2 separate regions of the Homo sapiens genome follow, and region 2 is linked to region 1. Evidence: read pairs that join two places in POLR2A ChIA-PET (ENCODE). Cell type or tissue: PC-9. All regions are shown on one strand. Links, peaks and the distances in the headings refer to the core of each region. The heading gives the core; the rest is flanking DNA.

What was found. Peaks named below come from ENCODE experiments on the same cell type or tissue, not always from the same donor. Only the 100,000 strongest peaks of a DNase experiment are listed, where the experiment ranks them.
Region 2: POLR2A ChIA-PET joins it to region 1 with 9 read pairs; 2 of 35 experiments call an interaction of 5 or more read pairs at or near these places.

Annotation. Positions count from the first base shown.
Region 1 is chr11:129,433,518-129,436,342 of GRCh38, reverse strand. The region is part of intron 1 of BARX2 (BARX homeobox 2); the gene reads right to left. Among named protein-coding and RNA genes, the nearest start is that of BARX2, 59 kb to the right of the region's middle. In PC-9, for the core only: no CTCF peak of the experiment used is centred there; DNase peaks (open chromatin) are centred at 512, 1,032 and 1,482; H3K27ac peaks cover 2,422 bases.
Region 2 is chr11:129,565,447-129,568,271 of GRCh38, reverse strand. No RefSeq gene overlaps it. Among named protein-coding and RNA genes, the nearest start is that of LINC01395, 50 kb to the left of the region's middle. In PC-9, for the core only: no CTCF peak of the experiment used is centred there; no DNase peak of the experiment used is centred there.

The DNA.
Region 1 (2,825 bases), core at 314-2,813:
TCTTTATAAAAAGACATGCTTGTAGCTATGAATTCTTCCTGAGAAGTCTGTGTACCTTGAAGCATAGCATTTTTCAGAGCTTGACAGGATGCTTTCGGATTATTTAATTCAACTTTCTCATCTCAGAGGGAGTAAATTGCCCCAGGAAGGTTAAGTGAGTTGCCTAAGATAACGTAACTAGGAAGCAGCAGATGGAGGAGTCAAACCAAGTTCTTCTGACTTGAAGTCCCATGCTATCAGCACATCATGAATCACATGGATACATCATTCAGAAGAGGGAGGCAAACAGATTTTAAATCACATGAAAGCTCAGATCGGTATGACTGGCGCCTCCAGCACTATGTTAAGGAGGATTCTCAGGCTGGCCAGAGCTTGGCTGAGGAAAAGGTGCTGGGTCGATTAACAATGTCTGCTATGGGCATGTGGCCGGGGCAGGGTATGGTGGCATACATACCAGTTATATGCCACTCCTGCGTTAGGAATTTCAAGGCAAGAGTTCTTTTCTGTCCAACAATCTGTTAAATCTGTAAAGTTCAAGTAAAGAGCTTTTCCCTTTGATTATTCAACACAGAGCTTAAAATGTCTGGATCATTACCTATGTGAATCATTTTATCTCTCAGTTTCATCATCTATAAGGTGAGTAAGAAAACTAGCTGATTCTAAAGAATCCTTCAAACTCTAATATACTGATGCCACGAAAGGACCTCTCATCCTCCCCATTTGATATCTGATGAAAATGGAGAAGACCCAGGGACTGCCCTTTGGGACTCAGTCCAGCCCTGAAAAGTGACTTCAAGGCCACAGCCAGCATCTGAGCCAACCAACATTCACACTAGCTCTGAGTTGAAACCGACTAACATCACAGAAGCATCCAGGTACTACCTGTGCTCCAGCTCTCTTCTCTGGGTTGGCATTTCTCTTCTTATTCCTTCCCATGCCTTTGTTTGGCCCCCAGTCACAGTTGATAAAACAAATAGCTTCTCTTATTCTTTGAGTACACTTCTAGCTAGGCCCAGCAGAAACCACAAAGTGGTTAAATAACAATAAATCACCACTTGCTACAACTTCCATTAACTCTCCAGCCAACTCCAACACTTGATGTTTTGTGCTGTGGATTCTTTTTAAGAAAAAAAAATCACCTGGGAGTGATATTTTAGAGCAAGAAAATGAGGATATGTGGGCTTGTGGTTTGGATCTCACAGCACACATCCTGAAATGATACTTCTTGGAAAAGAAGTTGGAAGCTTCTTAAAAAGGCATAAGATGTTTCTCATCTTAAATCACCTTACTCCTTTAAGTCTGTCACTTCTTTCAAAAGAGACTATCTTTCTTTAGCAGGCTAATGTGTAATCTAGAAACTAAGAAGCTTATCATTATAGGAAATGACTAACAATCCACCTGTAAGGAAGGCTTTGTATCACCTTTCTCTTTTGTAAGAGAGTTAAATATTTTTTTACCCAACATTGAATAATATTTTGAAAGTGTGGTAATATCTAGCATTGGCAAGCATACGGGGAAATAGGCATTCATATATTGTTGGTGGGAGTATAAAACAGTATAATCCTTGAGGACAAATTAAGCAGTATCTACCAAGTCACTGACAGGGAATTTCGTAATTTGAGGTCTATGCGTACAAAGATTTATATACAAGCATATTCACTGCAGCCTTGCTTATAATCATGAGCAGGGGAAATAACCTATATATTAATATCTCTCAACAGGAAAATAATTAAATAAATTGTGGTACATCCATAGTATGAACTACAATGTAACCATTAAAAAGTACTATCTAGTTCAGGTGTGGTGGCTCAGCACTTTGGCAGGCTGAGGCTGGAGGACTGCTTGAAGCCAGCAGTTCAAGACCAGCCTGGGCAACAGAGTGAGACCGTGTCTCTGTTTTTTTTTTTTTTTTTTTTTTTTTACTTACTTTTTTTTTTTTTTTAAAGTAGAGACAGGGTCTCTGTTGCCCAGGCTGGTTTTGAACTCTTGGCCTCAAGCAATCCTCCAATTTCAGCCTCCCAAAATGTTAGGATTATAGGTGTGAGCCATCGTGCCCAGTCAGAGATTCTGTCTCTTAAAAAAAAACATATAAACTGATGAGAAAGAGAGATGAATAGATGGATAAACTATATATAAACTAATACGAGAAAATACCTAATATATTATTGAGAAAAATATGATGTAAAATCATTTGTATTATTCTTTAAAACTATGATTTTTTTTTTGTCTGCCTTTATAAATGCATTTTTAAAAGTCTAGAAGGCTAGTTATCAAACTGTTAACAGTGATAACCTCTGGGCTTGGAATAAAACAGGGTGAAAAGGAATCTACACATTTGCATCTAATCCTGCATTCAATCCAGCCATGAATATTTACTGAGCATCTACTATGGGCTACACTCCGCTCTGGAAGCTGGGGAGATAGCAACGAATACTATAAAGTCCTACCTTCATGGAGCTTACATCCATTTGGGGAGGCAGACAGCAAACAAATAAACAAGTAAATATGTAAATAGTGCCAGGTAGTGATAAACTATGATGAAAAATACAGCAAAGTGTGAAGATGGGGCAGGTGGGGCAGAGGGCAGTATTGGGGATGAGGAGTCAGGGAAGGCCATGGTGGGAAGATGACCCTTCTGCAGGTAAGCACCCCCACGCAGAGGAGAGCCTGGAGAAGGTACGGGACAAGCACCCCAGCCCCAGAACCAGCACAGGCAAAGCCCTAAAGGCCGAATGAGCATGGGTTGAAAGACCAGCAGAAAGGCAGAGTAGGCAAGGGCAGAAGTCACAGGAGAGAAAACTGGGAAGAGATCTGTTGGAGCCCGA
Region 2 (2,825 bases), core at 88-2,587, 130 kb before region 1:
TCTGATAGATCTTTGGAGTGTTTCTAGTTTTGGCTGATTACAAATAGCGCTGCTGTGAACATTCTTCTCCATGTTTTTTTTTTTTTTTTCCTGTATCCAGCAACCTGGCTAAACTACACAAGAATTTCAACATATGTAGCATTTCTTTTGGGTATAAAAAGTTAGGAGTGGAATTGCTGGGTTATATGGTATGATCATGGTCAGTTTTAGTAAATACTGCCAGTTCTCCAAAGTTATTGCCTCAATTAGACCAGCAGTGTGTGAGTTCCTCTTTCTCCATATCTCTGCCAGGGCTTGATATTTTCAGTCTTAAATTTTAGCCACTCTGGTGGGTATGTGGTAGGACTCCATGGTGATTTTAATTTGTATTTTCCTGGTGACTAACGGGATTGTGCCTCTTTCTATATTTTAATGGCAATTGATAAATCCTTTTTTTGTGAATTTCTTGTTCAATTATTTTGCCCATTTAGGGGTTGGGGTGGGTATTGTCTATCTTTTAATTATTGTTTCTAGGATTTCTTTATATATTCTTTATAACTATCTTATGTATTGTCAATATCTTCTTCTCCTCTATCACTTGTTCAATGGTGTCTTCTAATAAATCAGCATTCTTAACATTAATGTAGTCCACAGATTCTTAACGGGGCTATATTTTCCTCATGGGGTATAAATTGGTCTTGGGGGGCATAACAAAGTCTTAGTTGTTGGAATTGGTTTGTGACCCTTCAAAGGAATACAATACGTAAACAGATACACAGTATATCTATGGTATTAAAATTTTATGAGGCAGGGGGTATGGAGATTAGGAGAAAAAAATTTAAAAGGCTTCTTAGGGGCTATAATTTTAAGAGGTTGGAAAACACTGACATAGTCCCATGTATCTATATTTGCCTTTTTGAGTCCTGATAGTCTTTGCACACACCAAAGTCTTGAAGATAAAATGGCCAATTTTTTTTTCCTTTGGTGACAGGGTCTGTCTCTGCCAGAGGGCAGTGGCACGATCAGTATTCACTGCACCCTCGACCCTCTGGGCTTAAGCGATCCTCCCACCTCAGCCTCCTGAGTAGCTGGGACTACAAGTGCGAGCAGCCATGCCTGGCTAATTTTTTGTAGAGACAGGGTTTCCCTATGTTGCCCAGGCTGATCTTGAACTCCTGGGTTCAAGTGATCCTCCCAACACTTTGGGAGGCCAAGGTGGGATTACAGGCGTGAAGCACTGTGGCTGGCCTTTAGTATCATTTAAACAATTTTTTAAAGTGTTGTAGCATCAATAAATAGTAATATGTCTCCTTTTCATTGTTCATGTAGATCATTTGTGGATTTGTTCTCCATCAGTCTTATCAATTGTATTCATCTTAACAAAGAAATAATTTTTGGTTTTGTTGATTTTTCTCAATTGTACATTTATTTCTGTTACACTGATTTCTGTTCTTAATTTTATTGTTTCCTGTCTGATTTCTTTGGGTTTTGTTCATTTTTACTTCTTCAGATGGTTGATTTTCAGCTTTTTCCCCTTCCCACTATTTGTTCTTACAGCCAAAATTCTTCTGTAAGCATTACTAGCTTCATGCTGTAAGTTTTGATATGTTCTATTTTTGCCATTCATTGAAAAATATTTTCTAATTTCCATTGTAATTTCTCCCTTGAGCTATAAATTATTTACAAATGCTTTGCTTAGTTTCTAAACATTTTCAGATTTTCCAATTATCTTTCTGTTGTAGCTTTTTAACTCAATTCTACTGTGGTCAGAGGATATTCACTGAATGATTTCAATCCTTTTAAATTCATTGACATCTCTTTATGGCCCAGCTTATGATCTGTTTGGTAAATGTTCCCTGTGCCCTTAAAAAATGCATATCCTGAGATTATTGGGTATAGAGTTTTATATATATCAATTAGGTCAAGTTTATTAATCATGTAGTTTAAATCTCTATTCTTACTGATTTTTTTGTCTGCTTGTTGTATCAATTACTGATAGAAGTATGTTAGTCTCCCACTTTAAACTCTGTGTCCTTATATTTAAGACGTGTCTCTTGTAAAGAGAATATAATTGCTTTTTGTTTTTCTAGTTCAGCCTCGAAATCTTTACCTTCTATTTCAGTATGTAGATCATTACATTTAATATAATTATCATTTCAATTTACCATCTTACTACTTATTTCCTATGTGCCCCACCTATACTCTATTCATTTTTCTCTGTTCATGCCTCATTTACATTATTCAGTTCTTGTTTTCCTATTCTAACCCTCTAATATCTTGTTACTATTTATTCTTTAGTGATTACCCTTGAGATTATAACATGCATCTGGGACATATTAGAACTTAAAATAAATTAGGATTTTCACTTCTTCCCAGATGATGTTAGGATCTTAGAATACTTTAACTCCACTTACCCTCCTTTTACTTTTTCTGTTATTAATTATGATTACAGACTTTTACATTTTTTAAAATTGATGATATTATTCTTATTGCTTTAAAGTTGATATTAATTTGAATTTACTCACATATTTGCTATTTACATTGTTCTTCATTTCTCTTTTTCCATCTGGCATCATTTTCCTTTAATTTCTTTCAGTGAAGGCTTTCTGGGAACAACTTCTCTCCCTTTTTGTTTGCTTGTAAGTGTCTTTATTTTGATGTAGAAGCTGTATCTTTCTATGTTATGAAAGACATGGAAGAATTCACGTTTGAAGACTATTTTTAACTGTGAAAAAATTCCCGGTTGACAGGTTTTTTTTCTTTTGGCACTTTAAAGAAGACTTCTAGATTTTTTTTTCTCTTTCAGTGCTTTATAGGTGTCTGCAGTACTTGCATTCTGGGGGGGA